3 separate regions of the Homo sapiens genome follow, and all the other regions are linked to region 3. The links are chromatin loops, found by intact Hi-C in ENCODE. Cell type or tissue: PC-3. All regions are shown on one strand. Links, peaks and the distances in the headings refer to the core of each region. The heading gives the core; the rest is flanking DNA.

Region 1 (10,528 bases), core at 1-8,000, 180 kb before region 3:
GTTTTGTTTGTCTCAGTTATTTTGCCTACATTTTCAAAGAATATTATTTCTCTGCATAGAATTCTAGATTCTTTTCTTTTTCCACACTTTAAAGATGTTTTTCAGTTGTTGTTTAGCTTCTGTTCCTTCTGTTGAGATGTCAGGCATCACTATTTTTGTCATTCCCTTGAATGTAATGTGTCTTTTTCCTGGCCAGTTTTTTTTTTTTCCTTTTTAGAGATGTTTTTCCTTTTTTATATTTTTCAAAAGTTTGGCTATGATGTGTTCTTTTTATTTATCATACTCAGTGGTTGCTGAGCTTCTTGAATCTGTGGGTTCTTATGTCAATTTTGGAAAGAAAGATGGCCATTGTCTCATTAAATATTTCTTTTACTCCACTCCCTCTGTCCTCTCCTTCTGGGCCTCCAATTGCATATATTAATATATGAGACAACCATTTGCTATTGTCCCACAGGACTCAGATGTTGCTGTTCAGTTTTTTGAAATTTCTTTTTCCTTTTGTGCTTTGGAAAGTGGATAACTTGTACTGGCCTGTGTTCAAGTTCATAATCCTTTCTTCTGCTGTGTGGAGTCTCTAGTGAAGCCATATTTTTCATTTCTAGAATTTCCATCTGTTTCCTTTTTAATGTTTCTATTTCTCTGCTAAGATTCTCTGTCTTTGCCCTTCTTTTCACTCTTCTTTGTAACCCCCCTTACTTATTGATGGATTGATTGATTGAGACAGAGTCTCTCTCTGTTGCCCAGGCTGGAGTGCAATGGCACGATCTTGGCTCACTGCAACCTCTGCCTCCCAGGTTCAAGCGATTCTCCTGCCTCAGCCTCCTGAGTAGCTGGAACTACAGGTGGGTGCCACCACGCCCGGCCAATTCTTGTATTTTTAGTAGAGATGGGGTTTTACCATGTTGGCCAGGCTGGTCTCAAACTCCTGACCTCAGGTGATCTGCCCACCTTGGCCTTCCAAAGTGCTGGGATTACAGGCATGAGCCACCGAGCCCGGCCACCTGACATATTTATAATAAATAGCTGCTGACATATTTATAATAGCTGCTTTAAATTGCTCGTCTGCTAAATTCAACATCTAGGTGATCTACAGGTCTGTTTCTTTTATCCTGATTATGGGTCACATTTTCTGTTTTTGTGCTTGTCTAGTGTCTTTTTAGAAAGTTATTATTGTTTTGGGAACCGTGGATTTGTTGTGGAGACTGAATTACATTACCTTCCTTTACAATGTGCTGTTTTGTTCCGGCAGGCACTTACATTGCTGGCAGGTTCTGTAGCTCTTGTGAAAGCTTGGATTTAGGGTTTGTTCTTTGGGTTTGTCATGATCCTGGGTCATAGCCTTTAGTCTTGGGATGTGGTTCTTACTCCTAAGGTGTGGTCCTGCTAGTTTTTCAGGGAGAGCCTGTAGTGTTTGTCAAAGCCTGTCTAACTAAGTGGGACTCGAACCCAGAACTCTAAGCACTAGGTACCTGCTGAGATCCAGCTTTTTGGCTTCCAAGTTGCTGCTTTCTGCTGGGCTCCTGGGTGTCTCCTCATGTACTCTGCACAGTTCATAAGTCAGCCAAGGACCTAGGGGAATTTTACACTAGTTTGGTGGTTTCCTTCTTTCTTCCTGCTTTCTGGGATTTTGCTGTTCAATTTCCAGATGGGATGGCAGCTCTGAACTTCAATCCGTGTCTGTTTAGCCCAATAACATCACTACTTCCTGCTTGACTGCCTATTTTGCCTTGCTGGATAGCGTCCTCCAGGGAAAGCCGGTTAAATGTGGAGCTGGTTAATGTGCTCCTTTTCTGTCAAGGATGAGGTTTGTGCCTGCTTTGGGTTGGTTTCTTGTGTCTTCAAACGGTTGCTGATTATATTCTGAGAAGAGTTTGTAATTGCTGTTAGCAGGACTAATGTTCAGTACAAGTGAGTGACTCTCTCATGACTAGAATCAGAACCTACTAGAGGAGCTTTGACAGATCTGGATGCTGAGTCTCCATCTCAGACAAGTTACATCAGAATTTCTGGGTATGGAAGCCAAGCAGCAGTATTTTTAAAGTATCCCAGGTGATTTCTGTGTGTAACCAAAGTTACCAGCAGCAACTCTGTGGAGGCTAAAGCTACTCCATCTTGGATGCGAATCAGCTATGTGGACTTCCGATTAACCTGTGTTCTGGGAATGCCTCTGAGATCTCTACTTTACTGTTACTGTAAATCCTGCTCTTAGGTCAAAATGATCTTGATCAGAAATCCTGCCTTTAGGCAGATTCAAATAGAATTCTTACCTGTCTCTCAGGGGTCCACTTCGCCTGTCTTACACATTCCTCACCTGTGGTACATAAGCTCTGGGTCTGCAGGGTAATGGCTCAGAAATCCACCAACTCATCCCACAGCCTCTGGGGACAGGGCTTCTGTTTGCAAGTCCCTGTTAAACATTTCTTACTGAGAAATCGGATGTGTCAGCCTTTTTCTTTGTCCCCTCAGCTTCTTTGGACTTTGGAAATAGGTTTTCATAGAGCTGTTCACCATGGAACATTTATTGAGCCTTTATTATGTGTCAGCATTTTTCATTAATTATTTTACTGAATTCTCTGGTAGCCTTATTATTTTCACAAGAGAAAACCGAGGCTTAGGTAAGTTAAGTAAATGTCCAGTGTCACACAGTTAGAATGTTCCAAAGCCAGGATTTGCGTGTAGTCAGTCTAACTTCAGAACTACAGTGTACGCACTATACTTTATTGCCATGCATTGGGGAGGACAGGTTCAGAGGGGAAGACCACACATTTAGTTTTGCATGAATAGTATTTTATCTTATTGGTATAATTTATTTTACAATTATCCATATTGTCGGATAGTTGGGATACTGTCAATAGACAATATTCTGCATAGGATATTTTGTACATGAACCTAAGTAAATCTCTACTGATTTACTTAGGATAAATTACTAGAAGAGGAAGTAGTTGGTAAATTGATAGGAATTTTTAAAAATCTTGGTACACTTTGCCAAACACCTCGCACAATGAACAAAAATGCTGGGTAGACCATGGCTTGGGTAATTTTTTTTCATTGGGTGATGTGTAATAGGATTGTTTTTATTTCAACTCGCCAATCTAGACTTGGACATCTGATTTTTATTCCATCTTCCTAGTTGTTGACAATGAATTTGTTGAGCCTCAAACTTGTCCATCGGAATGTGCTTGGGCCATTGTCTGATGGGCTTCCTGGTGGGGGTAGTGCCTAGAAGAGAAGGGAAGGGGGATGGCACTGTTCACACAGCACAGACACATCCTCCACAGAGTAAAACAGGTACTTCTGCAACTGGAGCTGAGTCACAGCCACAGCCCAGTTGTCTCTCAGGCCACCTTGGAATTTCCTGGCCATACTTACCTTTTCACAACTACCTTTCTGTAATTCCCTGTCATATTTACCTTTGGAGTGATTTGTGAGGGTTGGTGAAAAAATAAGATGAGATTCCTAAAAAACATGATACACCCTTTCTGGATTGACTACCTTCTTGTTTGGTGGTGAAAGGGCAGGAACAGAAGGAAGTTGAACACACGGCAGGATATGTGTGAGCCTGATTTGGCTGGATCATGATCAAGAGAATTGAGTGTTCTTAGCTCTTTCTTTTTTAAAAAAAATTATGACAGACTGATAACCTGGCATTTGTAGATATTTTCAAAGCATTGTTTCAAATAGAAAATGCTATGTAAACTGAAGCAAAAAGTTGATCATGCACAGCTCTGTAATGCAATACCTTACATTTTTCTTCTTTTGTTTTTACTGATTTTTTTTTTTTGAGACAGTCTTGCTCTGTCGCTAGGCTGGAGTGCAGTGGCACTGTTGTAGCTCAGTGCAGCCTCAAATTCCTGGGATGAAAAGATTCTCCTGCCTCAGACTCCCTGGTAGCTGAGATTATAGACGTGAACTACCATGCCCAGCTAATTTTAAAAAAATATTTTGTAGAGATGGGGTCTCACTATGTTGATCAGGCTGTCTTTCTCTTTTTAAAATGCTCTTTTCTGGGGAACTGACACCAAATCAGTAGTTTCTCCAAGGCATAGCACCACTGCATGGAAAATACAAAGTTACGCTTAAAAGTATTTTTGAGGTTAAATTCAGAATCTGTTGAAAATTCAAAGTAACTTCCTGACTTCCAAGATGAGTATATCAAAACCCAATAAAAATGAGTCCTGTTCAGTGTTATTATGGTTGTGTGGTTGCTAAATCTTGGAACCGATTTCTGTGACAGCCACATGAAGACCTGCCAATGCGTGACAGAGTAGTCCACAGGTGACTAATTCTGAAGAAGTTCTTTGTGTGTGAGTTAACCGTCTTTGTGGAGGTATAGCTACATGCAATAAAATGCACACATTTTAAGTGTATGCTTCAGTGAATTTTGACTAATATGTACAACCGCGTAACCACCATGCCAATCAAGACATGGAACATTTCCACATAAGGTTCTCCTGTGCTCTTTGCAATTTTCCCTCCAAACCCCTGCCCCAGGCAACGACTTATCTGATTTCTATCACCAGAGATTAGTTCCGCCAACTCTAGAACTTCATGTCAATGTTGTCATACGGCATGAATTCTTTTGTGTCCAGCTTATTTTGCCCTCAGAGTGATGTTTCTGAGAGTCATCATATGTGGGTGTGTGTCAAGTTCATTTTTTTACGGCTGAGCGGTAGAGTTTCTATTGTATGAACATTCCACGGTTTTTCCATTCACCTGTTGATGGACATCTGGGCAATTTTATTTTTAACCCCCAAGTGTTGGTTTTTGTGAATTAAGCTTCTGTGAATATTTGCATACAAGTCTTTTTATGCAAACATGTTTTTATTACTATGTCTAGAAATGGAACACATGAACGGTATTGTAAGTCTATGTTTATAAGAAGTGGCCAATCTGTTTTTCAATATGGGGGTACCATTTTCTATTCCTACCAGCAAGATGTAAGAGTTTTAGCCAGTCCTGGCAACATACAGAGACCCTGATTCCGTAAAAGTAAAAATAATAAAATCAGTGGGGTCTGGTGGTGCGCACCTGTGGTCCCAGCTACTCAGGAGGCTGATGTGGGAAGATTGCTTGAGCCTAGGAGGTTGAGACTGCAGTGATCCATGATTGTGCCATTGCACTGTAGCCTGGGCAACAGAGCGAGACCCTGTCTGGAAAAAAAAAAAGAGTTTCAGTTGCTCCATATCTTTGTCAGCACTTAATACACTGATCTTCTCAATTTTAGCCATTCTAGTGGATATGAAGATACCCTAACATGGTAATTAACATTTTCTGATGATGATGTTGAGGATCTTTTCATGTGCTTTTTGGCCATATGTATATCTTCTTCTATTTTCTGATTCCAATTTTTTAAATTAAAATTGTTTTAAACTTTTATTTAAAACTTTTTTTAGAGATAGAGTCTCACTATGTTGCCCAAGCTGGTCTCTAACTCCTGTCTTCAAGTGATTGTCTCTCTTCAGCCTCTGAATTTCCATTTTTAATGGCTTGCTTGTTTATGAGATTTGTAAGAGTTCTGAAATATTTTGGATAGAAGTCCTTGGAAGATTATGTGTCCTGCAACTACTTTCTCTCAGTCTGTGATTTATCTCATCATTTTCTGAATGGTTCCTGGAAGAACCCTTCTCCCTCTCTTTCATACAAATTTACACTTGAATTTCATTTTTCTGAACTTTTCAACTGTGGCAACCTCAGCACTTTTAGGAAGTATTGCTCTTTCTAGAAGAGATATGCTGTTCAGGAAACCTTGGCCTTTTCTCCACCACATGTTGTCAACTAGAGTAAGTTGTCCACACTGGGCTGTGGATCTATTTAACTGTGCCCGGGTCAGGGAAGCGACTCCTTTCCTGATTTGGGCCACTGAAGACCTACGTCAGGTTCCCACCTTAAAGCTTGTGTCTCACGTGCAACAGCTTTGCTGGTGCCAAGATCAAAAAGTGCAAAAACTACCTGTGGGGTGGGCCTTCAATGGGGAAGATGAACAATGATATGATCCAGGCGAAACATGAACATGCACCCAATGCAAAGCCACCAACTTTCCTCTTATACCAAACTCCCGAGCCAAGGCTGGAGTTGCCACGTGGCTGTTTTATGACCCAGTGGTAACCTAAGCACACAAACGCCTACTTTGGGCACTGTGTTACCTGGAGTTCCATCAGCATCCACAGGCCTACATTTTGGTATGGAACTTTAAAAAAAAAAAAAAAAAAAAAAACCAAATCCTATGTAGTCTCCAGGATCACTCTCCTATCCTAAACATCAGAACCAAATGGATCACCGAGCCTCCCTTACCACTGTCTGAAAAATGTCACCTCCTGAGCCAGAGTCATTTTTCTGGCACAACCACCCAGAACTGTTAACAATTATTTTCTGGTCACCTTTGGATTTTAATATTCAGAGCCACAAATACGGTCTTTTACCACATTTTGCTACAGTTAATTACACCTGGGGTCTGGAAAAGAGTGGCGCTACTTACTACAAATAAGAATTTGCATGGAAAAGGAGGAATGAGCAAGAAATAGAAACAGATTTAAGGAAATCTAGGTGTTGGCTGTTCTAGCTCAAGCTCATGATAAATCACAATTTTATCCTAGTGAATATCCCAGCGATGGGATGGATGGACAGAGGGTGTGTGAATTTTAGAACCTCACTTGTATTAGAGTCTGCACTAAGAACCCAGACCAAGGTGCAGCATTATCCCAAACTTCAGTCGTCTTATTGGACATGCTCTCAATGTGTTTGCTATAGTTTGGTTGTTTGTCCCCCAAACCTCATGTTGAAGCTTGAGCCCCAGTGTTGGAGGTGGGAACTGGTGGGAGGTGCTTGGGTCCTGGGGGCGCGTCCTTCACGAATGGCTTGGCGCCCTCCTTAAGGTAATGAGTGAGTTCTTGCTCTGTTAGTTCCCATGCGAGTTGGTTGCTAAAAACAGCCTGGCACTGGCTCCCTCTCCCTCCCTCTCTCTCCCTCTCTTTCCCTGTCTCTCCATGTAATCTCCACACACACCTGCGCCTGTTCACCTTCTGCCACGAGTGGAAGCAGCCTGCGGCCCTTGCCAGATGACGCCCAAACTCAAACTTTTGTCGACATCACAATCATGAGCCAAATAAACCTTTTTTATTTATAAATAACCCATCCCTGGTATTCCTTTACAACAACGCTAAACCAATGAAGATGTGTTTTTATTGCGAATTCTTTTAAATAAATATTAAATAAAATAAGATTTATTCATGGCATTGACATGGGCCTTCATATTTCTTTCTTTCTTTCTTTTTTTTTTTTTTTTTTTTTTTTGTTGTTGTTGTTGTTTTTGAGACAGAGTCTCACTCTGTCGCCCAGGCTGGAGTGCAGTGGCATGATCTCAGCTCACTGCAGTCTCCTCTGTTCAAGCGATTCTCATGCCTCAGCCTCCTGAGTAGCTGGGATTACAGGCGTGCACAACCACGCCTGGGTAATTTTTGTATTTTTAGTAGAGATGGTGTTTCGCCACATTGGCCCGGCTGGTCTTGAACTCCTGGCCTCAAATGATCCACCTGCCTCAGCCTCCCAAAGTGCTGGGATTACAGGCGTGAGAAACTGTGCCTGGCCTTTACTTTGAATTCTTACTGTGCACATTTCAATTGTTCTTTCTTTTTCTTTTTCTTTTTCTTTTCTTTTTTTTTTTTTTTGAGATGGAGTTTCACTCTTGTTGCCTGGGCTGGAGTGCAACAGCGTGATCTTGGCTCACCACAACCTCCACTTCCCCGGTTCAAGCGATTCTCCTGCCTCAGCCTCCCAAGTAGCTAGGTTTACAGGTATGCACCACCACACCAGGCTAATTTTGTATTTTTAGTAGAGACAGGGTTTCTCCATTGGTCAGGCTGGTCTCAAACTCCTGACATCAGGTGATCCACCTGCCTCAGCCTCCCAAAGTGCTGGTATTACAGGCGTGAGCCGCTGCACCCAGCCAATTATGCTTTTAAGCAACACCACATCAACTTTCCTAGGGAAAATATTTTCTGATGAAAATTTTGATTTTGATTTTGATTTTGAGTGAATTTGGGTTTATGTTAGAGATAGATATCCAAAACACATAGAAAATTGTCTTACCTTCTCTTCCTTTTCCCAGGGGTGAGGAGAGTGACCTAGGGAAACTGCTAAACACCTCCCAAGGGTTTCTGCTGTCTTGCGCCTGAACTCACCGGTCAGCCCTCCTCATGTGTGACTGCGGTGTCTGCACAACCATCCTGGAAATAACTGAGCAGGCCAAGGTGCCTCAGGTCTAGCTTTTGTGGGCGGTTAAGACTGTGTCCACCAAGAGGAAGAAAAGGAGAACCTGGCTTCCAGGTTTTGGGGCATGGCCCTGTTACCCAATGCTGTTTGCTCCAGAGAAGCATGGAAACAAGAGGTCTGCATCTGTGCCAACGGTCATTAATTCCTGCAGTGAAGCCCAAGCCGCATGCTAGGGGCTCGTCTCCCGTCTTCATGCTTCATGCTGCACTTGCTTCTCTTCAGCCATTTACCTGAGAGATGCTTCCTGGTCATGTCTCCACAGAGCAGAGGGAGCCCTGCATGTAAGACCCCAGGCCCAGGCTGGATGGGCAAGTTTGCCGGCTCATTTGCAGGGTGACTTGGGAATAGGAGCAGCTGTTGCTCAACAGGAGTTTGAGTAAAGATCATAGTGCCTTTTCCTGCATAGTAGCTCTTTTTTTTTTTTTTTTGAGATGGAGTCTCGCTCTGTTGCCCAGGCTGGAGTGCAGTGGCACAATCTTGGCTCATTGCAACCTCTGCCTCCCAAGCTCAAGCAATTCTTCTGCTTCAGCCTCCCGAGTAGCTGGGATTACAGGCACCTGCCACCATGCCTGGGTAATTTTTGTATTTTTTAGTAGAGATGGAGTTTCAACATGTTGGCCAGGCTGGTCTCGAACTCCTGACCTCAGGTAATCTGCCTGCTTCAGCCTCCCAAAGTGCTGGGATTACAGGCACCTGCCACCATGCCTGGGTAATTTTTGTATTTTTTAGTAGAGATGGAGTTTCAACATGTTGGCCAGGCTGGTCTCGAACTCCTGACCTCAGGTAATCTGCCTGCTTCAGCCTCCCAAAGTGCTGGGATTACAGGCACCTGCCACCATGCCTGGGTAATTTTTGTATTTTTTAGTAGAGATGGAGTTTCAACATGTTGGCCAGGCTGGTCTCGAACTCCTGACCTCAGGTAATCTGCCTGCTTCAGCCTCCCAAAGTGCTGGGATTACAGGCATGAGCCACTGCGTCCAGCCTGTATTAACTCTTTTGATCTAGAGCCCAACAACAACAACAACAACAACAACAACAACACACACACACACACACACACACACACACACACACACACACAGAAGCAGGGCTGGCACTGTTATCCCCCTTCAGCACAGAGGAAGCCAGTTTTCCCAAAGATGGGGGCTGAGTGGCTTTGCTGTTTTCAGCACTGAGCTACAGAACTGTCAGGAATTCAAGAACAACAGACCTGGTCCCAGTTCCTTCTATAGGTGCTCTTGATCTAACTGGAGCTTCATGGTGATTACATAGAAAGTCATCAGAGGACCATCAGTGGCCTTCCAAGCTGTGGTTACACACACACCAAGGGGTTTGTAGAGATGGTAAGTGCTCAAGGAGACAGAGGATTCGCCAGGACAGAACAGTTGAAGAAGCCCTCATTGAAGCCTCAAGCTGTATTTTGAAGGCTGGGAAAGACTCTTAGGAGTAGAGAGCATGGGCGGGGTGCAGAGTGGGTGCACGTGGAATTGGAGTGGATACAGACACCCCATGGTAGGGCATGTGTAGGATAGAGAGACCAGCCTGCCAGGCCAGATGTCAGAGGAGGAGTCATGGGGAGACAGAATTTCTTTGGTTCCTAAGGCTGACAACGGGTCTGAGGGTCCCTGTGCCCTCCCCAACTCTCAAGGTCCCATGGGTGGAGATGACACCTGGTCTCCAGCATCATTTCACTCTCCCTCCTGTGTAGAAACCAAACTTGAAGCTGTCCATCTCCAGGCCCTCTGCAGTTAGAGACTAGAATAGGATTCGCGTTCAGCTGGTCAGCACACTCCGCGAGACCTGGCAGGCCTAAGTGACTTGGAGGCTGCGTTCCTGCTGCTCGGGCTGGCACAGGTGTGCAGGCGTTTGTTCAGCAGAGGTTCCAGGCGAGCCATAGCTAGGAGGAAGTTGAGGGGTGGGTTCTAGGGCATCCATTTGCTGCTGCAGATGGCAACAGGTATGATTTGGTTCTGGAGTCAGGGGAGAATTTGTGGCTTCTGGGCCAGATGGAGGCAGAGGTGAGGTAGTTCTGGGGCTGGAAGTTTCCAGAGCCTGGGGGAGGCAGCATCTGCAGTGGCTAGTCCTGTGGTGTGGTATGGGAGTAATTTCTGAACTGGGAATCTGTCTTCCAGCTCTCGCATAAAACTGTCAGCTCTGAAATAATCTGTAACAAACCTCTCTCTGCTGTGACTTACCTAGAATAGATTCGTTCTCTGCAGTGGAGCCACCCCAGTGATATGGTCTTACACTGTCTCATACG
Region 2 (10,730 bases), core at 1,606-9,605, 230 kb before region 3:
GTAGCTGAATGCCTGTGCTTGGGTGTATCCTGCCTGCCGACTGTACAGTGGGGCCTCTGTGTACTGGGGCCTGATCTCATGCTGTCAGCCAGGTTTGCGCATAATCCACTGCATTATGAACTGTTATGCTGAAATTAGAATGTAAATTAGAAGCTCCTTGGCAGACTGGGAGGTTACACAAAGGGGAGCCAAGGGCATGAACATGTTCTAGGGGGAAGATGGCCTAAAATGTTTAAATTTGCTGCTGTAACTACCGCTTACATTTCTCTCACATGTGCTATGTTCACTTGGAGGTGAATGGTCCTTTGATTTCTTCTCTCCTCTTATCAACCAACATTCATATGGGTCTAGTTCTCCACCTCTGCATGAATACCCAGGAAGGTGCCATCTCACATATTTCATTTTCTGAGCAGGAAGCCATCTCAGCAAGCTGCCTGCGTGGCCTGTCCTTTTCTGGCAGTCCGGTGAGGCTCTGCCGTTTCACTAATATCATTGTCAACGTGAGCAGGTGCCCTGAGACCCTATAACAGAGCAAGGCAGGCTCACTGACGGTTATTCAGATGTCGACTCTGGAAGAGAATCAGCACAAAGCGGGCACTCCAAGGAGGAGCAGAACTGGGCTCCATCATCGTTTCACAGGCTTTGAGGTCAAGGACAGGAACAGCAGTCTTGTGGCTGGAAGCAGCAGAGCTTGACAAGAGGAAGCCTGTGCGGAGCCACCGCCAACAGGAGACGGGGTCCTGCTGGCAGCTTTTCTGGGGAAGGACGGCGTTGGAAGTGAATTGCTGTGGTTTGCTTCAGACTGTGGTGCACCTGGAATGTGTCCGGGGGAAAATGTTGAGGCTTGAGTAAAATAGCACAGCGCAGACATTGGCAACATCTGTGTGGTCTTGGCACGAAGTCACATAGAGCGATGGGCCCAGTGTGTAGGGAAGTTGGGGGAGCCAGGAAACAGCCAAGTCTGGCCTCCGCACCATGCCTCAGCTGGAGGGGTTCTACATCTTACCTACTTGAAAACTGAACCCTAAGAGTTTAGGATTTTTTTTTAAGACACAACATTTGAAGCATCTGAGTGAATCGCTGATGGGGCTTCCAGAGCTCCGTGTATCTCAGCGCTGCCTTTTCTTCCTGTTGCTCTGAGGCTCACATCACCCCAGAAAGGATGTGTTCTCCCTCTGCCGGCTTTGCCCTGGGCTAGGCCTGTGCGGGCTCTGCAGGGGGTTGGGGGAATCTTTCCCCTGCTTCTCCTACCAGGCTTCTTCTGTGACCGGTTCAGTCTCTGTCTCCTCTGACAGCATCTGTCCAAAGCCCCAGGTGCCGCTTAGAGCTGATCCCTCGGGCACCCCAGGATGCTGTGCCTTTCTTTCCTCTCTCACATGGCCTGGGCCATTGTCCCTTCGCTCAGCTGGCCTCTGTCTTCTGCGCCTTCTGAAGTCTGGGTGGTCAGTGTGTCTGTGGGAGTAAGTGCCTTACCAGAGGGTACTGGAGAGCTCTCTTGGCTCTGACTATTCCAGCTCCTAGTCCCTGGGAGGTTTGCTGAAGACCATCCTAGCTCCACTGTGCCTGTCCTCTTCCTCAGCTCCTTTCCAACAGAGTCCACATGCTGCTTCTCAGTCCAGCCACTCAGCAGCACCTCTGTTGGGACTGCAGGGTCGTTAGAGCGGATACATCACCCACGTTGCTAGGACCAGCCTCCTGGTTAATTGAGACCTGTGTTTTTGTTGGCTTCAAATGCAGAGAGCTCTGTAAGAATGATCTTCTGCCAGAAGCAATGAGAGAGGTGATATTTTTCATCTACAGGGAAGTACTGAAAGATTATTTTGAGGAGCCCTAGAACTATATCAGAGCCCATTCCCGGCCGGGCGTGGTGGCTCACACCTGTAATCCCAGCACTTTCGGAATCCAAGGCAGGGGAATCACGAGGTCAGGAGTTCGAGACCAGTCTGGCCAACAAGGTGAAACCCCGTCTCTATTAAAAATACAGAAATTAGCCAGGTGTGGTGCTGTGCACCTGTAGTCCCAGCTACTTGGGAGGCTGAGGCAGGAGAATCACTTGAACCTGGGAGACAGAGGTTGCAGTGAGCCAAGATCACACCACTGCACTCCAGCCTGGGTGACAGAGCAAGACTCTGTCTCAAAAAAAAAAAAAAAAAAGAACCCACACCCCCACACCCATGAATCAGTGAGTACTCAGTGTCCACCGAGAGAGCCTCCAGTCAAATAGAGAGTAGAGTCTGGCCTTCCTCAACAAAACACTAGCAAACTGGATTCAATAGCACATTAAAATGATCCTATATTTAATAACATAATCAAGGGGAATTCATCACAGGGTGCAGAGATACTTTACCATAGGCAAATCTATAAATGTGATATGTCATGTTAACAGAATACAGGACAACCATATGATCATCTCAACAGATGCAGAAAAAGCACACGACAACATTCAGCATCATTTTATAATAAAACTCTCTTCAAATTAGATATAGAAGAAGTGTTCCTCAACACGATAAAGGTCATACGTGACACACCCACAGCAAATATACTCAATGGTGAAAAGTTGAAGGCTTTTCTTCTAAGATTAGGAACAAGACAAGGGTGCCTACTCTCACCACTTCTATCCAACGTAGTATGGAAGTCCTAGCCATAGCAATTAGGCAAGAGAAAGAAATAAAAGGTATTCAAATTGGAAATGAAGTTAAATTGTCACTGTTTGCTGGCAACATGATCTCATATATAGAAAACCCTAAAATTCTGTTGGAACTGATAAATAAATTCAGTAAAGTTGCAGGATACAAAGTCAACATACAAAGGTCGGTAGCATTTCTATACACTAACAAGGAACTACGTGAAAAAGAAATCAAGAAAACAATTCCATTTACAATAGCTGCCCCCAAAATGCTTAGAAATACATTTAATCAAGAAAGTGAAATATCTGTACACTGACAACTATAATTACACTGATGAAAAAACTGAAGAAGACACAAATAAATGGAAGGACATTCTGTGTTCATGGATTGGAATGATTAATATTGTTAAAATGTCCATACTGCCCAAGGTGATCTACAGATTCAGTGCAATCCCTATCAAACTTCCAGTGGCATTTTTCACAGAGTAGCGTGGCCCTTTGTTTGGAAAGACTGTAGATACCACTCGAGATGGGTTAGGATGCACATGACAAACTGTTGGAATGTGGGGCTCTTCCAAAAGGAGAGCAGGAGTGCAAGACTTTTCCAGAAAGGCTGGTGGCTTTGGCAGAGAAATGGCATCTAAGCATATTTGTAAAGCTTTCTCCTCCTCTATGTTAGAGTCAGAAGCTGCATGCCACCCGTGTGCAGAGCCAAGTCCAGCTCAGCTTTCCCACAGGTTTGCTTACACTTGCTGGGCGACCCCAGCCTGGCTGGAGGTGCAAGGGAGCACGTTTGTACCTTGTAATGATTTCTCTCTAGAGTAGTGCAGATGTTCGCAGGGATAATGTCAACTGCCACAGCAACTGGAATTCTATCTGCAAACTTTTATTTGCTGTGTTGGAATCATTAGTTAATTAGGACTTTTTTTTTTTTTTTTGGAAATGGAATTTCACTCTGTGGCCCAGGTTGGAGTGCAATGGCGTGATCTCGGCTCATGGCAATCTCCATCTCCCAGGTTCAAAGGCTTCTCCTGCCTCAGCCTCCCAAGTGGGTGGGACTACAGGCGCATGCCACCATGCCTGGCTAATTTTTTGTATTTTTAGTAGAGATGGGGTTTCTCCATGTTGGCCAAGCTGGTCTTGAACTCCTGACCTCAAATGATCGGCCTGCCTTGGCCTCCCAAAGTGCTAGGATTACAGGTGTGAGCCACCGCGCCTGGCCTTAATTAGGATTTTTTTTCTAGCAGCAATTTTCCATAAGAAGTAGACTATTTTTATACCATTATTTATTATTTTGTGGGTGGCCATTTTCTGAGTAGTCATATTGGTGAGCAACAAAACCCTATTGAAAAGAGAGATACTGCTGATTTATGAATTTAGAGATACCTGTATCCCCATTAATAAGCAAATAAATAACATCAACCACATACTCATTAAAAATCCCCAAAATGCTGCAAAGCTTCTATGTTAGTATTCTAACTCTAAAAATAAATAAATAAATAAATAAATAAATGAAAATGCTGTTACTATAACACCTTCTAGCAATCATTACCAATAGGTGCTTGAGCAGTGAATATAAATGATGGATTTCAGCTCCCTCAGTTTGAAGTTGGGAAGTTAACAGGCCAGGGGTAAGGGTCCCCAGAAGTAGAGGATGGGGGTAAGGAGCCCCCAAGAGAAAAGGCAAAGAGAAGAGAGGTGGGAGGTGACAAATGACACTGCATCCCTCTTCCCTTGTGGGAGCCAGCCTTTGTGCCTTCCATCAGCTGCAGGTAGAAGCCAGGTGAGAGGCCACTGGAGCCCTATGGGCCATCAAGGCAGGAAGCATCTCTGGGTAAAGATGTGGGGAGTAGGCAGATATGGGGCTTGTGCTCCATGGCTGTTTTTGGAGTCAGGGCTTACACTCTTTGGTTCAAAACTTATTGTAGTAAACTGTATTCCCAGAGGACCCCTCAATTAAAGTATCACTACCCTCATAGAATGGAAGTGAATGTATTCACATTCATACACAATGATGGATTCTTTTTGCTGTTGTATTTGTTGTAAAAGTCGAGGCTTTCCCTTTCTTTCAAACTCTATAATACTGTTGTTTTTCCCCCTAAAAGCATCATTATACACACAGTGTTCTAAGAAAAAGTGCACCAGGGAATTAGCACTGGGGCCTGAAGTACTCTGGAATGTCCCTTTTATTAGGGCAAAGTCTTTCCTCTCTTTCCTTTCCATTTTTTTTTTTGTTTGTTTGTTTCTATTTAAAAGCTCTATTTTAGGCTGGGCGCAGTGGCTCACGCCTGTAATCCCAGGATTTTGGGAGGCCAAGGCGGACGGATCATGAGGTCAGGAGATCGAGACCATCCTGGCTAACACAATGAAATCCTGTTTCTACTAAAAATACAAAAAATTAGCCAGGCGTGGTGGCGGGCCTGTAGTCCCAGCTATTTGGGAGGCTGAGGCAGGAGAATCGCTTGAACCCAGGAGGCGGAGGTCGCAGTGAGTTGCGATCACGCCACTGCACTCCAGCCTGGGCGACAGAGTGAGACTCTGTCTCAAAACACACACACACACACACACACACACACACACACACACACACACACACAACCTCTATTTTAAAGAAAAGTCAAAGGGAAAAACTCCACCTGTGTTTGCTCTACCCTAAGTCAATTGCTTTCATTTTCCTTTGTTCCTGTCTAGTCTCTATTATGAACATGCTACTCAAGTTTTTATTCATTCTTAATGGCTTTATGATATTTCATTTAGCTGGTCTTTTTTTTTTTTCTTTTAAATCCAATCTTTCCCTTACTGCGGGATGTTTTAAGGTCAGGCCTCAGTGAGCCTCTATGCACATATGGTTTCTTCTTCTGGAGTCTTTTCTGGAATAATTCTGGGAGTGGGCTCAGCCTGCGGGAGAGTAACATTTTTATAACTTGATAGATGTAGCTGAGATGCCTCCCAGAGGGGAGACCCGCCTCTCCTCCGGCAGCTGTGCACGTAGGCTTGTTCCCAGCAGCCTGGCCAGGGTGGTCCACCTGGTGTTTCTCATCTTCTTTCCCCGGAGCGCTGACTCCTGCGCGTCCTCTTGGAAGACTCTTGACAGGACGGGTGTTTTATGGGTGTGATTCAGTGTCCTCTTGCATCAGTTCAATGTGGTGGTGTTCAATCAACCCTTGTAGCGTTAGCAAAATTTGCTCAAGTCATTCCGCAGGAATGTCTGTGTCTTGCTTCCAAGAAAGCTTGTAAGTGCCGGCAACAGGCCAAGCAGCTCACAAACCTGACCACAAGCCTGTGAGTAATTGTGGGGCAGCACTTAGCAGTCTTTTATTTTCGACTTATTAAAGTCTCATCTTGGCCTCACCTTCTCCCTGGAAGGTGGCGTGGGTGGGAACCACTGGGTCAGATCTTTTTCACCCTTGCCGTGGAGCCAGTTTCCTGTTGCATGTGGGGGAAGCAACATGTGGTGAAGAGTATAGAAAACGAAAACATGTGGGTACAGTATGTATAAGTGGAGGGAACAAACTCATAATTCCAACTAGTTTCTCATGAGAGACTCATGAATCATTGTGGTAGTTCTCAATATAAACTTAATCTAGGCCGGATGTGGTGGCTCACACCTGTAATCTCAGCACTCTGGGTGGATCACTTGAGGTCAGGAGTTTGAGACCAGTCTGACCAACATGGAGAAACCCCATCGCTACTAAAAATACAAAATTATCCAGATGTGGTGGCTCACACCTGTAATCCCAGCACTTTGGGAGGCTGAGGCGGGTGGATCACTTGAGGTCAGGAGTTTGAGACCAGCCTGACCAACATGGAGAAACTGTGTCTCTACTAAAAATACAAAATTAGCTGGGCGTGGTGACGCATGCCTGTAATCCCAGCTATTTGGAGGCCGAAGCAGGAGAATCGCTTGAACCTGGGAGGCAGAGGTTGCAGTGAGCCGAGATCCTGCCATTGCACTCCAGCCTGGACAACAAGAGCAAAACTCCATTTCAAAATAATAATAATAATAATAAACTTAATCTCTAACTCTGTTACTCCCTGTAGCATTTGCAAGGACCCTAGGGCTGGATGTTTCTCAGAGGGATAGTCTAGTACCCTAGCTCATGCTCGAGTTACTTCTGTGCAAGTGACTGTTCTTGTCTGGGTCTGTCCTTGAACATCTCTGGAGATGAGAAAATCACCGAGATTTAACTTTGTTCCATCCTTTCTTTCACTAGAGATTGAGATGGACGTGCTGGTGTAATCCTTTCTTCTTGGCCGCTGCCCTGGGGTGATCCACACAAGCCCAGTGCTTTCTTCATGTCGCCCTCGTAGGGCTGAAGGTGGCAGAGTACTCTACTTCTCGCTGTTGCGTTTCTTTATTTGACACTCACCTAAGATAAAACCTTTTGTGACTCCTGACTCTTAATTTTTCTCCTGTTTCTCAGTTGACAGTGGACTTATGCCCAAACTCTAGCTGAGGAGTGGAAGAACTTGAATAGAACCTCATCCAAATTCCTGGGTAGCAAGTCTGTGTTCCTGCTGGTGATAGTAGTAGTAAAGTTATTGTAGTGTTTGCACAAGAAAAATGTGAAAATTCAGGACCAAGTTTGGGGGAAAAGTAGAGCAAAACAAAATAGAAGATCAAAAGCTGGGAATTAGTAAAAAAGAAGTGGATGAGGAAGAATGGTATGAAGAAAAATGAGAAAAGCAAATGAAAATGAGGCCATGCAAAAAATACATGAATCAGAAAATTAAATCTAGGAATGGGATGATTATAGAGAAGGAAAGATGGTTCGGTGTAGCTGGTGATCAGTAGAGGAGATAGTCACGGAGGAGGATTTATCCATCAAATATCGTGTGCCTCCACCACACAAGTTTCTCTCCTGCCTTCCTCTTCTTCTGGGACTGTCCGAAGGACCAGAGTAAGTACCACAGCATCTGTTAACCCTTTGCTATTGTTAATTGTTAGATGTGTCTTGCTTCCTCTTCTCCCCATCCCCACCCCACAAACAAACAGAAGTGCTTGATCCAAGATCCCTGAGGGTATCTGTCCCCTGAGAGGGTCAGCTCGGCCAGGCTAGAGCGTCCAGTCACTCAGTCAAACTCAGTCTAGATGTTGCTGGGAAGGTATTTGGTACATAGTTGACTTTAAGTAAATGAGATTATTCTCCATAGTCTGGGTGGGCTAAATCCAGTCCATTGAAAGGCCTTGCAAGCAGAACTGAGATCTCCCTGAGGAAGGAGAAATTCCACCTGCAGACTGTGGGGTAGTTCCTGCCTGGAGTTGCCGGCCTGCCCTCCTGATGGCCTGTCCATGGCTTTCTGACTTGCCAGGCCCACAGTCACATGAGCCAATTCCTTGAAATAAATCTCTTGATGTATGTGTGTATGTGTGTGAATCTTACTGGCTTTGTCTGGTAGAACCCTGAGTGATACATCCCTAAACCTTTCATTCGACTTAACATTTGTTTCATAGCAGTTGGGTACGTTATTAACTATCTTGCATTTTCTCCTACTTCACGGATGTCTTGTGGCTCCTCTCAGCCTGGGCATTTTCTCCTACCAAATCAGGTGCAAAATATGTGCCCCAGCTATGCATGTGTTACTCCACTGTGGAAAAATCTCAGGTTTTAACTAAGGAAGCAGAAGCAAGGAGTTTTTCAATAAAAGGGGTTCCTTAACACTGTCTGGGATCTCTTTGCCCAATGATTTTCAGGACGCGAAACCATGTTTTGAACTAACAGTGATTGTAGTATTCATTGCTTTGTATGATTTTTAAATAATCTTTTCTTTGTATGTGTGACTTGAGAATTTTACCTTAAAATGGAGTAAGTACTGATTGCTAAACTGATCAATGTTAACAGAACCACAGAAGGGCTGGACTCAGGTAGGGTTCCCATCTCCGCACAGCTGTGTTGCCCGTCACCTATTATAAGGAATCGCTTGTCAGTTCCCTGTTTCAACACAAGCACTTGTTTCTGCCTGTCATGCTGCTGCGATTATTTATCAATGACAAATGATTATTTGTCATTGTTATGATAATATTAGGCCACAGATGTCACAAGGCTTTGGGTGGAATTAAGCTCAGTGGCAAAATTAAGCAACCTGAGCTTCAAAACATCCTAAATGGAAAAGCTTTAGTTCAGCACCAAGTGCAGCAGGGAGAAACTCAAACGTTTGCCTTGGGGACATGATATCCTAGTTGTGGAGCTTCTCAACTGAATGCCTTGTGGTCCTTTTCTTTCTCTATATTTAGCTTCTTGGTAAAAACTCAAGCTTTGAGAAATCCATTTCAGAAATTCAAATGGGCAGAAAGAAGCAGTGAGGAAGGGAAAGTATCAAAACGTTTTTCCCTTTCTAACTTGTTCTACTGGTGAATAGTGACTGATGGAAGACCCACAGCCCTCCTCTAGATGAAATCAGGCAGAACTGAGAACATGGGAGTTGGAGGGAATGTGGTTCCTCCCAGGTCATGGGGCAGCATGGAGAACCCTTCTCAGGCGTTAGTTAGGGGCTGTTAGCTCAGATGATACAAACCAAAAAGGACCTACTCTTGAGTGGCTCACCTTTTTTCTATTTTGCAATCCTAAAAATGATTTTTTAAAAATCAGCTCTAAAAATACTAAATACGATTCTAAAAGAGCCAAGCCAAATAACACTGCAAGTATAGGGTGGCTTCCATGTTTGCATACTTCCCAGTTTGAATACTAAAATGAAAACTTGGGGCTGTTTGGAATGTTGGCCTGGAAAGCAAGGGTGAGGGAGCGACTGCAGGCCGCCTGGCTGCCTTTCACAGCATTCCAGAGCCCACGGGGGTGCGAGGGGCCACAGCCCAGGCCTTCCAGCAGCCTGGAGAGAGGGCAGGGAGCCACCCTTCCTGCCTCCAGACCTCCTGCCAGGGAGAGGAGGCGACAATGCCTGTGTTCCACACGGGATTCTTGACGGTTCCGGGAGTTTCTGTGGGCCTTAGGTAGATATCCCCCAGCCCCCGTGATGCCCCGACCCGTTACAGCTTCGCTATTGGGAGTGAAAGGAGGCGACCCTCCTCAGCATTGCAGTGACTTGCACAGACTGATTCACTCTCCTTAGCAGTCAGTGAACATGTGGTAGGGTGATTTAGAACTCGAAGGAAACCTGGTGAGATACCATTTCACCCTACCAGATTAGCGAAACTTTGCAAGGGTGAGGACACCAAGCGTGGCGAGGCTGAGGCGCGACGGGACCTCTTCTACACAATTCTGGAGGCCGGGGCGCCGCAGTGACGGGGAGAAGGATGCTCTGGGCCCCAGCCGCGGCCCGGGCCCTGTGCGCGTGACCCTGGCTGCCCTGCTCACAGGAGCCCCAGACTAGCCAAAGGCTCATGGCCGCAGGGTGGATGACTAAACTCATATCTCTGCATCAAGGAGATGGACACATGACGCAGGTGAATCTGAGAAACAGGATGGTGAGAGACAAGTCACGAAAGAACGCGCGCTCAGTGATTCCACTTACAGGAAGATTAGAAATGGGCCAGCAGCAAACGCTGCAGCTGAGGAATGTGAACACGGGCGGCCAGTCTGAAAAGCGGGAAAGCCGCAATTGCAGGAGTCAGGGTGCGGGCCTCTAGAAGCGGGCGGAGTCTGCGGCAGGCGAGGCCAAGCGTTTGCTTTGTAATTCTCCTGGAAACGTGGACTGTGGCTTGTTCAGCCTCGATATGCTTGTGTCCCGTGTGCGCAAACAAAACGAAACGCAAAGTGGCTCTCTAAAAGGGAGTCGCGGGTCACAGTGAGTGGCCCTGGCCCTCGCCCTCGCCGGTGGTGGCGTGGCTGTGGCCGTCCTGGCTCCTGGGCCAGGCCGCCTGCTCCCGCTTCACCGCCGCGCTCTCTGCAGACGCAGGGCGGTGTCCAAGCCAGCACACGGACCTGAGGCACCTGGCTGTCGCCCGCCGCAGCCGGTTGCGGGGCACGGCGGGGGTTTCGAACCCCTTTTCTCGCTTCTCGGGGGACCCCTGGGGCTGCCCTGGAGGCCCAGGAACCTCGAGGCCAGGCCCAGGCGCCCCAGGCTCGCAGCAGGGCAGAGGGTGCCTCCCTGCAGGCCGCTGTGCCAGGGTCCCCGCAGAGCCCTCCGGGCGGAGCAAGCCCCCAGC
Region 3 (10,234 bases), core at 1-8,000:
CTGGGGGAGGCGGCGCTCGGGGTAACCGGGGGAGACTCAGGGCGCTGGGGGCACTTGGGGAACTCATGGGGGCTCAAAGGAACTAGGAGATCGGGACCTCGAAGGGGACTTGGGGGGTTCGGGGCTTTCGGGGGCGGTCGGGGGTTCGCGGACCCGGGAAGCTCTGAGGACCCAGAGGCCGGGCGCGCTCCGCCCGCGGCGCCGCCCCCTCCGTAACTTTCCCAGTCTCCGAGGGAAGAGGCGGGGTGTGGGGTGCGGTTAAAAGGCGCCACGGCGGGAGACAGGTGTTGCGGCCCCGCAGCGCCCGCGCGCTCCTCTCCCCGACTCGGAGCCCCTCGGCGGCGCCCGGCCCAGGACCCGCCTAGGAGCGCAGGAGCCCCAGCGCAGAGACCCCAACGCCGAGACCCCCGCCCCGGCCCCGCCGCGCTTCCTCCCGACGCAGGTGAGCCCGCCGGCCCCGGACTGCCCGGCCAGGAACCTGGCGCGGGGAGGGACCGCGAGACCCAGAGCGGTTGCCCGGCCGCGTGGGTCTCGGGGAACCGGGGGGCTGGACCAACACACGTCCTTGGGCCGGGGGGCGGGGGCCGCCTTCTGGAGCGGGCGTTTCTGCGGCCGAGCTCCGGAGCTGGAATGGGGCGGCCGGGGAAGTGGACGCGATGGCACCGCCCGGGGTGCGAGTGGGGCCGGGCGCGCGCGGGAGGGGAAAAAGGCGCGGGCGAGCCGCCAGCGCGAGGTTTGTGGTGTCGCCGATGTCCCTTCGGGGTACTCTAGCGCAGCCGCCTGGCTACTTGACCCACTGCCACCAAACGTTTTAAATTCACCGAAAGCTTAGCTTCGAAGCAAAGCTCCGTTTCGCCGGTGAAGCAGGAAGCCTTCGCTGCAGGAACTGACCTTTACCTCTTGGAGCGGCTTCTGCAGAAAAATCCCCGGGCAGAGATTTGGGCGGAGTTTGCCTAGAACTAACGCGGAGCCAGCCGATCCCGGCCTACCCCGGGGCCAAGATTTCAGTGGCTTCCCTTTTTCCTAAACACTTCACGAGGGTCTGTTTCCGGGCTGTGCTCCCCGCCTAGAAGGAAAATTTTTAGGACCCTTGTTCGCGAAGAGGTGGTGTGCGGCTGAGACCCGCGTCCTCAGGACGGTTCCATCAGTGCCTCGATCCTGCCCCACTGGAGGAGGAAGGCAGCCCGAACAGCGCTCACCTAACTAACAGCTGCTGAGAGCTGGGTTCCGTGGCCATGCACCTGGGACTGCCTTGAGAAGCGTGGTACGGCCGTGTCCCCATGTGACCTTAGAGTCCCTTTCGAAACTGCTGTGCACAGTCGGTCACAATTTCAGACACTGGTGAGAAGGGTGGAGGAACCCTCTGGGGACAGCCAGGCAAGGTCGACCACCCATCACCTAAGGGTGGAGAAATTTAAGGGGTGAAGAGTCCCTTTTGCCTTTTCTGGATCCTGGTGATTCACCTAGTGTCTTCCCTAAGGAACTGAACCAACTCCTCCGCTGGCCTCTGGCAGCCCTCCAGGCGGTGCAGGATGGCGTGGGCCCGGTAGGAAGCTGCATGTAACCGCCCAGGGTCGGGAGGCCAGGAGGGCAGCTCCTCCTCTGACTTGAATATTGAAAACAACTTCGTCCTGCTTCTGAGCCCCTCTTAACCCATGACCCCCTAGCCCATTGGGGAGTAAATCTTAATTTACTCCTCTTCCTGAAAAAGGATCTTTAAAACAGGTAGCTTCAACTCAAGCTTTATAAAATAACAATATAGGGTTTCTCGGAACTGTATTTTTCTCAGCTGATGGTAACTGGACAGGTCTGTAGAAGGGTGTATGACCTGGGTTTGGCAGGTGGAAGAGGGCAAAGGATAAACCCCTCCTCCTGCAGCCCCATATTCTTGGCCAGGTGTATTGTTGTAAACCAGGAGAGAGTTTACTTCGGGGAGTATCCTGTTTTCCACTCAGTGAGGGCCAATGAAGAATGTCTAATTCCATAAGATGCTTTTGTTAAAATCGGAATGTTGCTGTCCTCGGTGGTTCTGCTGTTGGGACGGGACTGGCCTGAGCTGTGGGTGCTGTAGCAGGACAACCAGCTCACCTAAGGGCCTCCCAGTCTGGATTATCAATGGGTCAGTGCTGAACCTGGGCTAAAATATTGTTTTTTCCAATGATGTTGTCTTTCCCAAGCTCAGTGAAGCTAAATGTTTCACAGGCCTATGTCAATCTGATGTAACTTTCGTGGCCACCTCTCTCCTGTTAGCCTCTGACCAAGGTGGCACTGGATGGTTTCTGCCTGACCTTGGTGCCCCGTGGCAGCGACTGTGGGTCATGAAAGACATTCACTACGAGCCTGCTTCTGGAGTCCATCAGAAAACGGGATGCAACTTGCCTAAAATGAGGAGAGGAGGATGCTTTTAAGAAAAAGAAGAAGGAGGATTCACTACCAGCTCTGAAGGGTGGAAAAGAGATGATTCATCCGGATTGTGGAGAGGGTGGAATCTTGTTTAGGAGAGCGTTGGTTGTGGCAGGCAGGGTGTAACTATGAATCAGTGAAGACAATTCACATCCTGGGATGAAAAGAAGGCCATGGGCTCACAGGAGATTATCCACTGGCCTCTCCACATCCGCTTGCAGTAAGGAGTGTGGGACTCTCCCAAGCTTCAGCGCTGAACTGCAATGCAGTGACGTCGCTTAGCTGGGCCAGTAACCGAGGGAGTTGAATTTTCTGTCATTTTAAAATAATGTGTCTTTTAAGAAACACTTTGAAATTAAAACCACAGCCCACAATTATAATGCACTGTTGCAGCACTTATCAAAACAGATATGCTAACTGAGCCATCAGTGCCAGCCTGACAGTGAGGCCACCAAGCCATCCACAAAGCCTACACGAAAGTCTGTGCTCACAGTGGCTTTTCTCCATGAAGAGGGCATTCCTAACCTCTTCCTTTCACGTAGGAGGAAGCAAGGTCCTTTGTAAAATTTTAACTCGGGGTGCCTCAAATGTAAACTTAACCACTGGTAACAACAGTTTCACTGCTACATGCCACGTCTGTGAAAATTCATTCAAGACATTAAGGAAAGTGGCTCAGCAGAGAGACTAGACATCTTATCCTCACGGTTCTCCTGTACTTGGCCTCTCAGCCTTTGAGCAAGGTTGGCCCAAGCTAGTATCGGCCCCAGTGGTACAGCCAAAACTTGAGACTGCAAATGGATGCAGCTGTTGAACGCTGAGTAACTTCTGCAGAGTCAGGAAGACCCAAGGAAGCTCTGCAGAGGATGCAGGGGTACGGTCAGAACCCCTGAGTGCCTTTCAGCTAACGAGGACTTTATGACACTCCCCAGCACAGCAAATTTTTATGATGTGTTTAAAGATTGGGTGAATTACTCAGGTGAACAAGCTACTTTTTATCAGAGAACACCTAAAAACACGTTCAAGAGGGTTTGGGAACTATACATTTAATCCTATGACAAACTAAGTTGGTTCTGTCTTCACCTGTTTTGGTGAGGTTGTGTAAGAGTTGGTGTTTGCTCAGGAAGAGATTTAAGCATGCTTGCTTACCCAGACTCAGAGAAGTCTCCCTGTTCTGTCCTAGCTAGTGATTCCTGTGTTGTGTGCATTCGTCTTTTCCAGAGCAAACCGCCCAGAGTAGAAGATGGATTGGGGCACGCTGCAGACGATCCTGGGGGGTGTGAACAAACACTCCACCAGCATTGGAAAGATCTGGCTCACCGTCCTCTTCATTTTTCGCATTATGATCCTCGTTGTGGCTGCAAAGGAGGTGTGGGGAGATGAGCAGGCCGACTTTGTCTGCAACACCCTGCAGCCAGGCTGCAAGAACGTGTGCTACGATCACTACTTCCCCATCTCCCACATCCGGCTATGGGCCCTGCAGCTGATCTTCGTGTCCACGCCAGCGCTCCTAGTGGCCATGCACGTGGCCTACCGGAGACATGAGAAGAAGAGGAAGTTCATCAAGGGGGAGATAAAGAGTGAATTTAAGGACATCGAGGAGATCAAAACCCAGAAGGTCCGCATCGAAGGCTCCCTGTGGTGGACCTACACAAGCAGCATCTTCTTCCGGGTCATCTTCGAAGCCGCCTTCATGTACGTCTTCTATGTCATGTACGACGGCTTCTCCATGCAGCGGCTGGTGAAGTGCAACGCCTGGCCTTGTCCCAACACTGTGGACTGCTTTGTGTCCCGGCCCACGGAGAAGACTGTCTTCACAGTGTTCATGATTGCAGTGTCTGGAATTTGCATCCTGCTGAATGTCACTGAATTGTGTTATTTGCTAATTAGATATTGTTCTGGGAAGTCAAAAAAGCCAGTTTAACGCATTGCCCAGTTGTTAGATTAAGAAATAGACAGCATGAGAGGGATGAGGCAACCCGTGCTCAGCTGTCAAGGCTCAGTCGCTAGCATTTCCCAACACAAAGATTCTGACCTTAAATGCAACCATTTGAAACCCCTGTAGGCCTCAGGTGAAACTCCAGATGCCACAATGGAGCTCTGCTCCCCTAAAGCCTCAAAACAAAGGCCTAATTCTATGCCTGTCTTAATTTTCTTTCACTTAAGTTAGTTCCACTGAGACCCCAGGCTGTTAGGGGTTATTGGTGTAAGGTACTTTCATATTTTAAACAGAGGATATCGGCATTTGTTTCTTTCTCTGAGGACAAGAGAAAAAAGCCAGGTTCCACAGAGGACACAGAGAAGGTTTGGGTGTCCTCCTGGGGTTCTTTTTGCCAACTTTCCCCACGTTAAAGGTGAACATTGGTTCTTTCATTTGCTTTGGAAGTTTTAATCTCTAACAGTGGACAAAGTTACCAGTGCCTTAAACTCTGTTACACTTTTTGGAAGTGAAAACTTTGTAGTATGATAGGTTATTTTGATGTAAAGATGTTCTGGATACCATTATATGTTCCCCCTGTTTCAGAGGCTCAGATTGTAATATGTAAATGGTATGTCATTCGCTACTATGATTTAATTTGAAATATGGTCTTTTGGTTATGAATACTTTGCAGCACAGCTGAGAGGCTGTCTGTTGTATTCATTGTGGTCATAGCACCTAACAACATTGTAGCCTCAATCGAGTGAGACAGACTAGAAGTTCCTAGTGATGGCTTATGATAGCAAATGGCCTCATGTCAAATATTTAGATGTAATTTTGTGTAAGAAATACAGACTGGATGTACCACCAACTACTACCTGTAATGACAGGCCTGTCCAACACATCTCCCTTTTCCATGACTGTGGTAGCCAGCATCGGAAAGAACGCTGATTTAAAGAGGTCGCTTGGGAATTTTATTGACACAGTACCATTTAATGGGGAGGACAAAATGGGGCAGGGGAGGGAGAAGTTTCTGTCGTTAAAAACAGATTTGGAAAGACTGGACTCTAAAGTCTGTTGATTAAAGATGAGCTTTGTCTACTTCAAAAGTTTGTTTGCTTACCCCTTCAGCCTCCAATTTTTTAAGTGAAAATATAGCTAATAACATGTGAAAAGAATAGAAGCTAAGGTTTAGATAAATATTGAGCAGATCTATAGGAAGATTGAACCTGAATATTGCCATTATGCTTGACATGGTTTCCAAAAAATGGTACTCCACATATTTCAGTGAGGGTAAGTATTTTCCTGTTGTCAAGAATAGCATTGTAAAAGCATTTTGTAATAATAAAGAATAGCTTTAATGATATGCTTGTAACTAAAATAATTTTGTAATGTATCAAATACATTTAAAACATTAAAATATAATCTCTATAATAATTTAAAATCTAATATGGTTTTAATAGAACAGCAAATTTTAATTTCATCTATCACTTTTTATATAAATACATTAATGTTTTATATTTCATAACACCAATGGGTAAGTTGCCAGAGTGTCTGACCCCATTCTGCCCCAGTTACAGAAAAGCTTCTGTCACCAGAAAGTTTGGTGGGGAAGGAAGGGAGGAAGATGATTTCTACCTAACCCCGTGCCCACCTCTACCAGGTTTTTGAGGCATATCAGTCTATGGACAATGTGGTGTTTGGTCTGGAAACGTACCTTGGTGAATGCTGAGTTGGCTGGACATGACCCGTTTAGCTCCTGGATGAATCCCAGAAGTGGACCTTCAAAATGTTACTCATAGCATGACCTTGGCTCACTGCAACCTCTGCCTCCCAGGCTCAAGCGATCCTCCCACCTCAGCGTCCCAAGTAGCTGGGACCACTGGAGTGTGCCACCACACTCCACTAATTTTTTCATTTTTTGTAGAAACGAGGTCCCACTATATTGCCCAGTCTGGTCTCGAACTCCTGGGCTGAAGGGATCCCCCTGCCTCAGTCTCCTAAAGTGCAAGGATTACAGGCATGGGCCACCGCACCTGGCCTGAAACTGCTTTTTATTCCTCAGTGCCCACTTCCATGGGAAATAAGCCTGCCAGGTCAGCCTGTCCCCATGGGAGTGACTGCCTGCTACCCCCACAGGCTTGCCCGGCCCTCGTGAGCCTCTCCCAGAGACACCACCAACAGTTCTGTTCTTTCATGGTACAAGATTTCCATCCAAGGATTTCAAAGCATTTCACACATCAATAATTAGAAGTATTTTCATAGAGGACCATACACTTTTAAAATGGATTTCAAAGAACAAAAACCAGTCAACTATCACCCAGGTAATAGAAAATGGGAAATGGTTTCTACCTGACTTCCAAAATGCTCTGCACATAGACTGTGAAAATAGGATTTTTTAAGCTGGGTGCAGAGGCTTATACCTATAATCCCAACACTTTGGGAGGCTGAGACGAGAGGATCACTTGAGCCCAGGAGTTCAAAACCAGCCTGGGCAATATAGGGAGACATTGTTTCTATAAAAAATAAAAATGTTAGCCAGGCAGGCGTGGTAACATGTGCCTGTAGTCTCAGCTACTCAGGAGGCTGAGGTGGGAAGATTGCTTGAACCTGGGAGGTCCATGCTGCAGTGAGCTGAGATTGTGCCACTGCACTCCAGCCTAGGCGACAGCAAGATCCTGTCCCAAACAACAACAACATCAAAAAACACAGAACTTTTAAAATAAGTACATTCACTTCTACAAGCTATGTAGATTATTACTCTCAAGCTATTAAAAGACCAAGCCAAAATAATTATGGGCTACTCTCGACCACTTGTAGGAATGGATAGAGAGGTCTGGTCACATGCCTGGAAATTAGAGCTTGAGCTCTGAAAATGATAATCCTGACTATATCTCAAAGCATCAGTCTGCACTTTGTATGGAGCAAGAAAAAGCCTTGTGGAAGCGGCCTCCCACCCAGCCGAGCCCTCGGCGTGGACAAGCTCTGCTTTTTATGAGCAGTGGGTGCAGCCTCGCTGCTCCCTCCTCCTGTCAAAAGACAGTCACAGCTGGGGTGAGCAGATCGGGCCCACTTGGGAGGCCCCAAGGAATATGCTGCAGGGGTCGGGCCTGAGCCACCCCCACGGGTTGGTCTTTGACAACTAGAGAGCAGCTGAGAGGTGGGTAAAAGCTCACTCACTTACCCTGACCTCAGTGTCCTCATCTTAAAATGGGTTTCCTGAATCTTTCCCCGGCTTAGTGGCAATGAAATAAGATAATTTATGTAAACGTTCTCCACATAGTAAAGCACTAAGTAACATATGACTGTCATCTGTTTTCCACTAGACAGATCCCAACCTGGAAGAGTGACAGATGGTATTTCAGATACAAGTGACTCAAGCAAAGCTTGATAAACTGGGGGCTGGAAAAAAATGCACATTTACACAAAGCCTGGAGTAACTGCAGCACAGGCAGGTGAGTCTAGCCACATAAGCCGGGAGAGGAATGGCTGGGGGCAAATATAGCAGCAAAAAAGGATAAGGTGGTGACAGCTATGCGACTCTGTAATTAAAGAAAGGTCAACAGAGTAACGAAGAAGGCCATTGACTCATCTGGTCAGGGTCTCTACACTTTCCATACATCTCACCAAATGCTTTTCCCATATCACCTCATTTGCACCTCGCAGCAGTGCTCTGAAGTCCTAGGCTGTTAGTGTTATTCTTGCTGAGGGCAACAGGAAGGCACTGCTCAGAGAGGTAAGAGATCCTGCTCAGAGGCCAACAGCAGCTGGTCCTACCACACAGAGGATGTGGACCGCACTTCTACAATTCTCTAGTGCATTTGATTCCTGAAGCCGGTAACAAGCACAGTAGGAACACCCCAGCTGCCCCAGTGTTCACAGGGTCCAGGGGCAACCCCAACTTGGTGAGACGCTGTTCCATTTCTGCACATGGCTAATGATTCGTTTTCCCAGGCAATATTTACTGACTGCCACCAACTGTTAGGGGCTGGGGGCATAGCTGTGAACAGAACAAAACATCAGGCTTCACATTGAAGGAGGCCGACTCTCAACAGATCCCTGTAGGTGGTACCTGCTGCAGGTAATTTAAATGGAGGAAAATAAGACGTCATGAGGGAAACGGGAAATTGCAATGTAACTAACATAGGGTGGTCAGGAGATCCGGAGGATACAGGGCAGCAAACCACACGAGTCTCTTAGGGAAGCATCCCAGTGAGACGGAAAGGCCAGGATGCCAAAGAGTCAGGGCGAGAAAGGGGGAGATGGGGCCAAGGAGGGCGTGGCTGGGACAGATGGCGCAGGCCACGCAGGCCGCTGTAAGGATTCATGGTTTTAAGACGGAATTCTAGCATCTGCTCTCCAGCATTTGTTCTGCCCTCTGATGGACCCAAAGTCAGTCTATTTTCCACTTGAGAAAGCTTCGAATAGCTGAGAACAACAGGTCCAAGTTCAGACTTTATCCTCCTGCTCCACAGCCCCACATTCCTTCACACATTCAGCATTAAGCAACTACTGCATACCACCTTACTAGATACAGGCTGCCTTCAACTTCCCTAAGAAAACGCATGCTCTGACAGTCAAGCAGCAGTAACTGTGCTGGGAGACTCCTCCTCAAGGCAGGAACAATATTCCAGTCCACAGTGTCCTCCTAGAAGGCAGATGGCCCCCTGTCCTCAGTGCAGCCCCCGACATGGCTGAGCCATGGAACCACTGTTCTGGACATCACGTTATTGCTCAAGTGACTTAGCTTTTTAACAGCCCTGTCACTTTTGCTCATTTCAAAATGAAAAGGCAACCAATGTGATTTTTGTAATTATAGAATATATAAATACATTTTCACTTAAATAATACAGGAGTATACGAAGTCAAAAGTGAAAGTCTCATTTCACTCCCCTGCTTGGAAGTTTCAGTGTTAACATCTGGATTATATCCTTCCAGACTTTTCCCCTGTGCAATTGAATATACTCATACTTATATACATAGACACACAACACATACGTGACCATGTTGGTTTGCATTTCTTACATCATTTTTTCTATGATTGTTTCCCATTTAGTAATATGTCTTAGAAATCCTTCTAGGTCTGGCCAGGTGTGGTGGCTCACGCCTGTAATCCCAGCATTTTGGGAGGCCGAGGTGGATGGATCACTTGAGGTTAGGGGTTTGAGACCAGCCTGGCCAACATGGTGAAACCCCTTCTCTACTAAAAAAATACAAAAGTTAGCCAGGCATGGTGGTGCATGCCTGTGGTCCCAGCTACTTGGGAGACTGAGGCAGGAGAATCTCTTGAATCCAGGACGTGGAGGTTGCAGTCAGCCAAGACTGCACCATTGCACTCCAGCCTGAGCAACAGCGGGAGACTCCATCTCAAAAAAACACAACAAACAAAAAAACCCACAAACAAAAACAAAAAGGAAATCCTTTCATGTCACCATGTATAGAAATTTGTTCTTTTAACAATGTACAATGTCCCATCGAATGTTACTGAACCATCTCCTTGTTAAGTGATAGTAGCATTGTCTCCCATTTTTCACAAAGTCTACCCTTCCCCCCATTTTTCTTTCTTTTTTTTTGAGATGGAGTCTTGCTCTGTGGCCCAGGTGCCGCCCCCCCACCCCCATTTTTCTAACCTAAATTCAGGGCTTTGCATTGTCCCTGTTACATTTCATCTTGCTGGTTTGGGCTCATCCTTCTGGTCCATCCAGATCTTTTTGAACCCTGTCTTCAGTTTATTAGCAATTCATTCCAACTTTATGTCATCTGTCAGTTTCATGAGCGTGCTTTCTCTATGGTCACTTAAGCCAATAAAAATGTTGAATAAGGAATGCCACCAACAATTTCCTGCTAGCTTAACATCAGTTCACTTACCAACATGATTCAAGTTTGGAGTTTTATGGATAAAGTACTTAGCCACAT

What was found. A loop is a pair of places that touch in the nucleus more often than their neighbours do. Peaks named below come from ENCODE experiments on the same cell type or tissue, not always from the same donor. Only the 100,000 strongest peaks of a DNase experiment are listed, where the experiment ranks them.
Region 1: a loop joins it to region 3, with 4 times the contacts of the local background. A loop is called at or near these places in 2 of 110 quality-filtered maps.
Region 2: a loop joins it to region 3, with 5 times the contacts of the local background. A loop is called at or near these places in 7 of 110 quality-filtered maps.

Annotation. Positions count from the first base shown.
Region 1 is chr13:20,364,007-20,374,534 of GRCh38, reverse strand. No RefSeq gene overlaps it. Among named protein-coding and RNA genes, the nearest start is that of MIR4499, 65 kb to the left of the region's middle. In PC-3, for the core only: no CTCF peak of the experiment used is centred there; DNase peaks (open chromatin) are centred at 3,334 and 4,454; H3K4me3 peaks cover 1,323 bases; H3K27ac peaks cover 3,331 bases.
Region 2 is chr13:20,415,195-20,425,924 of GRCh38, reverse strand. All of the region lies in intron 5 of CRYL1 (crystallin lambda 1), which reads left to right. Among named protein-coding and RNA genes, the nearest start is that of MIR4499, 13 kb to the left of the region's middle. RefSeq lists enhancers at 1-39, 472-711, 722-771, 5,699-6,898, 9,484-10,065 and 1 more. In PC-3, for the core only: no CTCF peak of the experiment used is centred there; a DNase peak (open chromatin) is centred at 5,884; H3K4me3 peaks cover 399 bases; H3K27ac peaks cover 2,172 bases.
Region 3 is chr13:20,182,991-20,193,224 of GRCh38, reverse strand. It overlaps GJB2 (gap junction protein beta 2), which reads left to right and starts at 287. Exons shown (of 2, transcript NM_004004.6): 1 at 287-442; 2 at 3,622-5,755. The coding sequence starts at 3,644. The coding sequence ends at 4,324. LOC107984553 (a long non-coding RNA gene) reads left to right here and starts at 7,034. Exons shown (of 3, transcript XR_001749956.2): 1 at 7,034-7,773. In PC-3, for the core only: CTCF peaks have their summits at 3,702 and 3,904; DNase peaks (open chromatin) are centred at 1,504 and 2,534; H3K4me3 peaks cover 3,033 bases; H3K27ac peaks cover 3,177 bases.